Linked DNA regions of Mus musculus: region 2 is linked to region 1. A link is a loop called in an ENCODE intact Hi-C map of the cell type or tissue named here. Cell type or tissue: heart. All regions are shown on one strand. Each heading gives the region's core, and the rest is flanking DNA. Links, peaks and the distances in the headings are about the cores only.

The links. A loop is a pair of places that touch in the nucleus more often than their neighbours do. Peaks named below come from ENCODE experiments on the same cell type or tissue, not always from the same donor. Only the 100,000 strongest peaks of a DNase experiment are listed, where the experiment ranks them.
Region 2: it touches region 1 in a loop (2.7-fold over the local background); 1 of 42 quality-filtered maps calls a loop at or near these places.

Annotation. Positions count from the first base shown.
Region 1 is chr9:59,483,939-59,488,324 of GRCm38, reverse strand. Arih1 (ariadne RBR E3 ubiquitin protein ligase 1) reads left to right here and starts at 1,951. Exons shown (of 14, transcript NM_019927.2): 1 at 1,951-2,346. The coding sequence starts at 1,978. In heart, for the core only: CTCF peaks have their summits at 1,663 and 2,447; DNase peaks (open chromatin) are centred at 1,494 and 2,454; H3K4me3 peaks cover 3,555 bases; H3K27ac peaks cover 2,575 bases.
Region 2 is chr9:59,614,419-59,618,804 of GRCm38, reverse strand. It overlaps Parp6 (poly (ADP-ribose) polymerase family, member 6), which reads right to left and starts at 1,521. Exons shown (of 24, transcript NM_001205239.1): 1 at 1,397-1,521; 2 at 98-337. It overlaps Gm51709 (a long non-coding RNA gene), which reads left to right and starts at 1,681. Exons shown (of 3, transcript XR_003948337.1): 1 at 1,681-1,818. In heart, for the core only: a CTCF peak has its summit at 1,792; a DNase peak (open chromatin) is centred at 1,664; H3K4me3 peaks cover 2,029 bases; H3K27ac peaks cover 1,553 bases.

The DNA of each region.
Region 1 (4,386 bases), core at 163-4,162:
TGACTCAAGGGACCAAGATAACCCAGAACTGTTGTTAAGAGCTTTGATTTGAGCTAGGCATGGTGGTGCATGTCTCAAATCCTAGCATTTGGAGGCAGGGGCAGGAAGGTCAGGAGTTAAGGGTTATCCTGGGTACATGAGATCCTACTTAAAAAACAAACAAACAAACAAACAAACAAACCGAGAAAGGCTCAGCAGGTACAGACAAGCACTTTCCATGTAGCCTGATGACTCTAACCCAACTTCTGTAGTTTACACAGTGAAGTGTGGGCTAATTCCCATAAGTTATCTTCTGATCTACACTTGCCTTGCACTCAACCCAGTTTAAATATGTGTGTGTAAAGAAATAAATCGATCATTTGAAAACAAAATAGACATAGACATTATATAAGTATGTATCTATATATTTTCCACTTTTTCAAAGGCAATTTCTAAACAGAATCTATATCTTAAGTACTGTATCTATTAAGGGTTCAGCTTTAATAGATTTTCAGACTGGCCAATCCTTCAAGTTACTGGAAGAGGGAGGTCTCTTAAGCCTCTACTTCCTTCAAAACACTTTCCTGGCTCTGGTGTCCTATTTTCAAGGTATTAAGTCTAAAGCAAACAAAACAAGATAAACCCAGTCTTGGAAAGGCATTAAGTGCTTTGTCATGACCTCTAACTAATTTGCCCAATACTTCCCATTTACTGATTGAGTTTTAAACTTCAGCCTTGTAACTATTGTGAACCTTCTGTTTTGACCCAAGGCCATCTTCCTCTCCTCCTCTGTTGAAATAGCCATCCATCAACCCAGCTCACTTCTGCACTATTTCCAGATAAGCAGTCTCTCTTGGTCTTTGTAGATGTGGTTTGCCTGCACTGTTTCCTGGAATTATCACTGTAATTTACATAAAATGTAAGATTTATTATGTATCAGAAAACCTCTCTGCTCCATTGCTGGGGACTGAAATTGGGGCCTTTGTGCATGCTGGACAGGTGTATGCCACCACAAGGTATATACACTTTTATTTTTAGAGTCTCGGGTGCCTCCGCTATAATCTGGGTACTAGGACTCTGTGGTAATGAGCACTAATCTATGGAAGGCCCTTAGTGATTGAGGAATTGATGGCCTTAATTGAGGAACAGGACTGTCACATTGTTCCGGACCCTCAAGAAGTGCTTGTCAAGATGAGTTCAGGAACTGAGTCTTTACTATGACGTCACATCAGGGGGACCCAAGAACCGCTGTAGAGCCACGAGTGGACAGCAACACTCCAACTACCTGTCACCCAACTTGGAGGTTCCGCGTACTACTACCTTCCAGGCAGTAACTCGGGCAACCGGAATTTTAGCAGCACAGCTACCGGCTTCCCGGAACTAGCCAGGGCGTGTCAGATGTGCCTGTGAGGCCCGGAAGCGAGAAAGGTCCTCGGAGAAAACCTCCGCTTGGGCGCTCCCCAGACTCCTCCCCACGACCGGAAGGCCCCAGCCTCCTCACGTCAAGGAGCCACAGCTTCCCAGTGTCTCCGGGCCACCGCCGCGCCGCCGCGCTCCCGTCCTGCTCAGGCTCGGCCGTGGGGTCTCCCCAAATACTACGCAGGGGCCAAGGGGCGTGGCGCGGTGACGTGCAGCGGACCGACGCGATGACGTAGCGCGGCGCGGTGACGCACGCCCCTTTGTTGGCTCAGTAGCGGTAGCAGCGGCCGCGGAGGTGGCGCAGGGGACTGTTTTCCGTCCGAGCCCGGAGCGGAGCGGCGTCTGACTGAGGCCGGCAGCAAGCGGCCCCCGCGCTCCCTCCCGCCCTGCTCCGCGCCCTCCCCGCCGCCGCCACCGCCCGCCTCCAACCGCCGCACGCGGGGAGCAGCCGCGGCCCACGGGGCCGGAACCAGGCCTGCGTCCGGACGGCAGCCGGAGCCGGAGCGAGAGCCGGGGCCTCGGCGTCCCCGCCCTCTCCGCGCCGCGGCCAGCGTCTGCCGGGCCCGCGCGCGTCGCGCCATGGACTCGGACGAGGGCTACAACTACGAGTTCGACGAGGACGAGGAGTGCAGCGAGGAGGACAGCGGCGCCGAGGAGGAGGAGGACGACGACGAGGACGAGCCGGACGATGATAACCTGGATCTGGGCGAGGTGGAGCTGGTGGAGCCCGGGCTGGGCGTCGGCGGGGAGCGAGACGGACTGCTGTGCGGGGAGACTGGCGGTGGCGGCGGCAGCGCTCTGGGTCCGGGAGGCGGCGGCGGCGGTGGCGGTGGCGGCGGCGGCCCGGGACACGAGCAGGAGGAGGATTACCGCTACGAGGTGCTCACGGCCGAACAGATCCTGCAGCACATGGTGGAATGTATCCGGGAGGTCAACGAGGTCATCCAGGTGAGGGGCCCCGCCACGCCATCTGGCCCCGGAGCCGGCTTAGGGAGCGGACCCAAGGCGGCCTGTGCGGCGCCGAAGAGCAGGCCAGGGCCTGGCTCGTCACGGGCCTGTGTGCCCTGCCGGCCGGTCGGGAGGTGCGCTTGGGCGGTGCTTCCCGGAGTCCTGGCATGGCGGAGGCCTGGGGCTGCCTGAGCGGCTATGGCCGGCAGTTCCTGCATGACTACGGCCGGAGGATGGGATACCGGGGCGGGCTAGAGGCGGGTGAGGTGGTGAGTGTGAAAGAGGTGTCAGAAAGAACCCGGCCCTTTTCTCAAGGTTTATCCCTAGCCCTTGAGTCTTTTGAGCAGTTTCAGATGGGATTAGGGCAGGCCCTTCAGAGCAGCTTTAGTGTATGATTGCTCCAAGTGGGCACCGGCTAATAAAGAAATGGATCTCCTTGGCAGTCCTAAGTGGCTACTTAAAGGTGGGGGAAGGGAACTATTTCTCGGAAGAGGTGCTGATGGACCTTATTTTCTGATGGTGAGGCTTATGCCTACATTTTTGGGGGAGTGGGAGGAGTATGTTTTCTTTGGGACCTAACTGCTACTTCTTCCATTGGTAGCAAGTAACTTGATGGAAGCTGTTGGAATAGTTATTGCAGATCCCCTACCCACCCTTGCAGCTTCGGCAACAATAAAACACAGTGTTGTCTAATTGGACAAAACTCTATTGTGAATTAGAAAGTAGAGGCATTCCGGCTTCTGGACTCTATTCTCTGAAGGTTTCTGTTTCGTGCATAGAAGTTAAACTTGCTTCAGACCAGAAACTGCATCCTATTTAACGCTATATACATCCCGATTTTGTATTTTTGAGCTTTAGGAAATAAATTTACATTTGTTTGGGGGAAAAGTTGTTACAAATGGGATATGATTGGAAAGTAAAGATAACATAGGACCCGGTGGTGAAAGTCTGAAATTTCAGTTACTTAGAAGGTCGAGGCAGATGGATGGTGGCAAGTTCAAGGCCTACCTGGACTACAGAGTGAGCTCAAAGCTGTCCCGGGCAACTTGGTGAGATTCTCTCAAGATAGAGTAAAAAGAGGGCTGGAGATAATAACAGCTCAGTGGTAGAGCAAAAAGTTCGAGGCTCTAGGGTCAGCCTCGAAAAATGTTGGAAAAATGAAAAATCAGAGTGAAATCTTGATTCATTTTAACTTTTAGAAAATAGTAGCTACATGGAAGGAAACTACATATGAACAAGAAGTTACTCTTTTTTTTAAGCACATTGCTTCTTAACTTTAGAATGGACAGATTATCAGTGTTACTGCCTACTTGCTGACTTTCCATTATTAACATGTTTATGGTTTGATTCAGAAGGCACCGTTTTGCAGATTAAACCTTGTAGGCATTAAAGAATGTGTTTGGTGTAATGGAAAAATCTCATCTAGTGTTGTTGGTAGTGGAAACTCAATTTTCATTGTAGATGATGGTGCATTTTTCAATAAAAAAATAAATGGGAGGATTGTAGAAGTCAGTTAAGTTTCACTGCTCTAGTTTTTATATAATTAATTGAGATTTCTTTCTTTCATTTTTTTTTTTAAAGAAACAAAAAAATTGCATTAGCAAGGAATTTGGTTAAAACTTGAATTGCTTTTATTTACATGCAATTATATTAAATCATCAAACTTACCTAGCTTACTGGCATTAAAATTATGTTTTGAAATAAATCAAAGATATTCTCAAAAATAACTTTTTGACTTAAAAGTGTGTATTTTACTTTAGTTAAATCTCATCCAGTTTTGTCAGTTCTTAGATTTATCTCAGTTACCAGTCAGGTAGCTGTTATGCATGACATTATCCTTTCTTGTTTTAGATAAGAATGAATGCTGATGAACTACTAAGACCTATAAAAACTGGGGATTTTGGTGGGGGTAGGGGGGTAGTGTCGTACTTTTCCATATTTTCTTGATTTATTACTTTAGCATTTATGAGTAATACTGTTCTTAAGTAGCATTCATGAACACCCGAGCATGTATCCCTTGTTGAAAGTTTATAATTAGAA
Region 2 (4,386 bases), core at 146-4,145, 130 kb before region 1:
CTAGGCCAAATAGGAGGTAAGTATAAGAACTTAAATGCTGCTACTAAACTGACAAAAATCACACAAAATGCTTTTTAAAAATCAAGACTTCATTCACCTTCAAGAGCAGCTGAGGTGCCAATTATGAAGTTTGGGACCAGGGTTCTTTTAGATTGAAAACAGTCAAATGCTGCTCTGGACGAAGAGGGAAGCACTACAGTCCAGCCTGGGTTGTCTTGGGGTGAGCAGTAGAATGAGGGCAGCTTAGGCTAGAAGTGCCAACTTTCTCAAGGTCTTTCACTGTAGAAGTCAAGGAAAACTGAGCATCTCCTCAGGGTTTGCTGCTTGGTTTCTGATGCTATTAAAAGGAGGGGGTAAAAAAAATCAGTTTTTCTAAGGAAAAGACAGTTATGAAATGACCAGCTTCTCCAACCAGACTGTTTTAGTAAAAAAAGACTTGAATCCTCAACACTCCATGGCCTTCTCTCAGGAATGGAGAGTAGATTTAAAAGCTGGAGAGTGGGAAAAGGCAGATGGTGGAGCACGGAATTCATTAAAAAAGAAAAAAAAAAAAAAAGAGGGGGCTGAGAGATGACCTAGTTCAAAGTTTTCATGTTACATATTTAATACTCCAACCTAGGGAGGTCACAAAACTTGCATAAGTAACTTGAACGTTTGATAGGGCCAAATCTATCCATTTTTTCATGTAATAACTAGTTCGGGGTGGGGGTGGGGGGCAGATCTGGAACCTTTCAAGAGGAGCTAGATCAAATAGAGACTATTAAGAGTGCCCAGAGAAGTGTGCTGTTAGGCTCAGTGTTTATTCTGGGGGATGGCAGCTCGCATTAACACGCTTGGTCTATTTCTATGAGATCGTGCCAACGGTAAATAAGCCTTCGGACGACCCACAAAGGTCTTTTTCTCTACGTCCATTGGCACTTTTCAGAGTGACCATTTAACGTATACCTAGTCAAGAGACGCCTCTGATCTCAACGTCTACATTCTGGGCTTGACTTCCAGCTCAGTGTGCTAGGAGAAGAAAACTCCACTCCAACGGAAGTGTCAAAAGGACTAGGCTACTAAACAAAGGGCGAAGGAGGGTGCGGAGGGGCGAGACCCGCGGGCCAGCGCTAACCCTAGCCCGGGCGGAGGGAGAAGACCAAGACGCTCGCGAGGACACCTGCGCATGCAGGGCAGGGCCTGAGGCCTCTTCTCCAGGTGTCCCCCAAAGCCCTCAGCTCCGGCCTTCCCCGTTAAGGACCCGTCTGCGGCTCGCCGCCGCCAGCCGCCCAGCCGAGCGAAGCCTGTCAGCATCCCTTACTTGGTCCCTCAGGCAGGGCGGACCTTGCCAGCAGCCCGACCGCCCCGCCCCATCCCCACTCCAGCCTCCCCACACGCCAGCCTAGAGAGTACTCACGGCGACCCCGGGCCGCGCGCGGCCGCCGCGGAGGGGACGAGCGGCCCGGGACGCCCCGCGGGGGCGGAGCGGCAGGCCAAGGGGCGGGGACCGAGGCGGGCGGGTGAGGTCGCGCACCACACGCCTCAGCGTGCGGTCTCGGGCACGCCGGGGCGCTCTGCGCATGCTCAGGCGAAGACACCGCGATCAGGTGTCCTCTTCCGACCAACCGCGGTGCGTGCTGTACCTGGGCGTGTCCCCACCCCAGGGTGCTAGCCAGGGCGCGCGTGCGCAGTGATCCAGAGTTGAAGGCGTGAGGAAGCGAGAGAGTGGCGCTTGCGCTTTGGGGCCCGGAGGGAGCTTGAGAAAGAGGTTCTCCGGACATGCCGAAATATAATGTTTTTCTTTGTCGCCTCGTGTGGTTAGGAGGGTTGCAGAAGAAGGTAATCTAGATTGCCTATATAGAGATACTGAGGTGCCCCTTTGGTGCAGCTTGAAGCCAGACAAAAATAGGAATCAAAAGTTAAAATTCTGAAATCTGACTTGCTCCCATGTTCATTTGCTTCGGTGTACCGACCGCACCCAGGCTTTCTCATCACACAGGGGACTGGGGACATAGCTCACTTGGAAGAGTGTTTGCCTAGCAACCACAAACCCTTAGTTTATGCACAGGTGTGTAAATCCCGTGTCGTGCCTGTAGTCTGTATAATGTTATCTCAGCATTCAGAAAGTTGAAGCACAAAAATCAAGTTAGAAGTCTTTTTGTTTTTTGTGGTTTTTTTGTTTTTGTTTTTGTTTGTTTTGTTTTGTTTTTCGAGACAGGGTTTCTCTGTATAGCCCTGGCTGTCCTGGAATTCACTCTGTAGACCAGGATGGCCTCCAACTCAGAAATCCACCTGCCTATGCCTCCCAAGTGCTGGGATTAAAGGCGTGTGCCCCCATAGAAGTCTTAAGCTACATAGCCAATTCAAGGCCAGCCTGGGATATATGAAACCATCTCAGAAATTAACTAAATGAAACATTTTAGTTGGGATGGAAGAGAAAGCTCAGCAGCCAAGATCAGTGGCTGCACTTGTCAAAGGCCTGGGTTGGGTTCCCAGCACCTACGAGTCAGTTCACAATAATTTGAAACTCCAGTTTCAGGAGATCTACTACCCTCTCTGGCCATCACAGGCACTAGGAACCAATGCGTTGCACGCACATATATGCAGGAAAACACAAACATGCATATGTAAAATTAATCTTAAAAAAAAAAAGTGGGGCTGGAGAGATGACTCAGGGGTTAAGAGCACTGGCTGCTCTTCCAGAGGTTCTGAGTTCAATTCCCAGCAACCACATGGTTGCTCAGAACCATCTATAGTGAAATCTTGGGCCCTCTTCTGGCATGCAGGTGTACATGCAGATACTCATACATTAAAAATAAAAAAAACCCTTAAAAAAAAAAAAGTGTGGGACGGTAGTGGTGCATGCCTTTAATCCCAGCACTTTAAAGGCAGAGGCAGATCTCTGAGATGCTAGTCTGGTCTACAGCACTAGTTCTAGGACACTCAAAGCTACACAAAGAAACAGTCTCAAAAAAAAAGAAGGAAGGAAAGAAGAGAAAATTAAATTATTGCATTCTTGGCTTGAGCCGTTGTGCTTGCCCCCTGGGTTCTAGTTTCTCTCCTTGCTTACTCATGAGTCTCAACTGGATCGAGCCAAGGATCCCCAGGCCGCTGACTGCTAACAGATTTTGGTGTTTTGTTACATTGTAATAACTGAAGAAAACTGAGGGATATACTCCAGTCTCAGAGTGCAATAGTTCACAGTAGTTCAGAACTGGACTTAGGGTCACATAGTCTTCTGAGAGCATGCACTGTGGAAATGTGTTCAACATAAGAAAACACAAAGGTTTTGTTCCCATGAATGAAATGTGGAATGGCAGAATCCCACAACCTCCCAGGATTCCCTCTCTTTAACCCTTTCCCTCTCATGCTCCCGTACTCAATGAATTTTAACTGCTTTATAGATTATTATGCTCTTCCTGGCTTTCTTCATTTTCCATTAGTCAGTTACTCCCTCTCTCCCTCCCTCCCTGCCTCCTTCCCTCCTTGACTGTCTCCCTCCCTGCCTCCCTTCCTCCCTCTGTGTGTGTGTGTGTGTGGGGGGGTGATGGGGGTGGGGAGAGAGGGGGAGGGGGAGAGAGAGAGACTCTCACCAAAAGAGTTGTTTATAAATGGATTGACTGGTTGGCCAGCAAACTCCAAGGATTCTCTTGTCTCTTCCTCTCCAGTGCTGGGATTACAGATGGTACTACTGTACCCCACTTTTTACATGGGTAATGAGGATCTGACTTTGAGTCTTCCAAGTTTTCATGCAGATTTTTACTGACTGAGTCACCACCCCAGGACCTACATCACTATAATCTCAGTTCTGTTAGTAGACCTAGTGAAACACTGTCCTCTGATCAGAGAAACAATGGTTGTTTCAAGTGACCTTCACAAGACTGGGAGTGAGGGATAGAATGGAGTGAAGGCCACTGGACTCTAACATAAGATCCCAGCCACTCCCTCTTGAGCCTCCCCCACCCCCCACCCCCACACAGTATGCCTTCTCCGCCACGATGGACTTAAGTTTCTCTGAAATCATGAGCCAGACACACAGCTTTTCTTCCATGAGCTGTTTCTGTCAAGTATTTTGTCAAGCAGAGTGATTAATGCAAAAGTGAAGGAAATAACTCAGCTTTATAGACTTGAGCTTGTGGGTAGACATCCTTTTCAGTCAGTCCAGCCCACGAGCTCATTCTCTGGAAATTGTGTTTTCTACATCCATGCTTGAGACACATAGCCCTGGGTATGTTTCCTGAGATGTCTGGTGCCTAAATTGCAATTGACTGAGCTGTGGAGTGGATTCCTCATCCAAGATGTGTTAATCAGAGTGTCCTGTTTTGGGATTGTGAGATTAGGCTGAGAGGTTAAGAGTCTGATTGGACCTCACCCTATCTATTCTGAGGGATGAGGATGAAGAAAGAC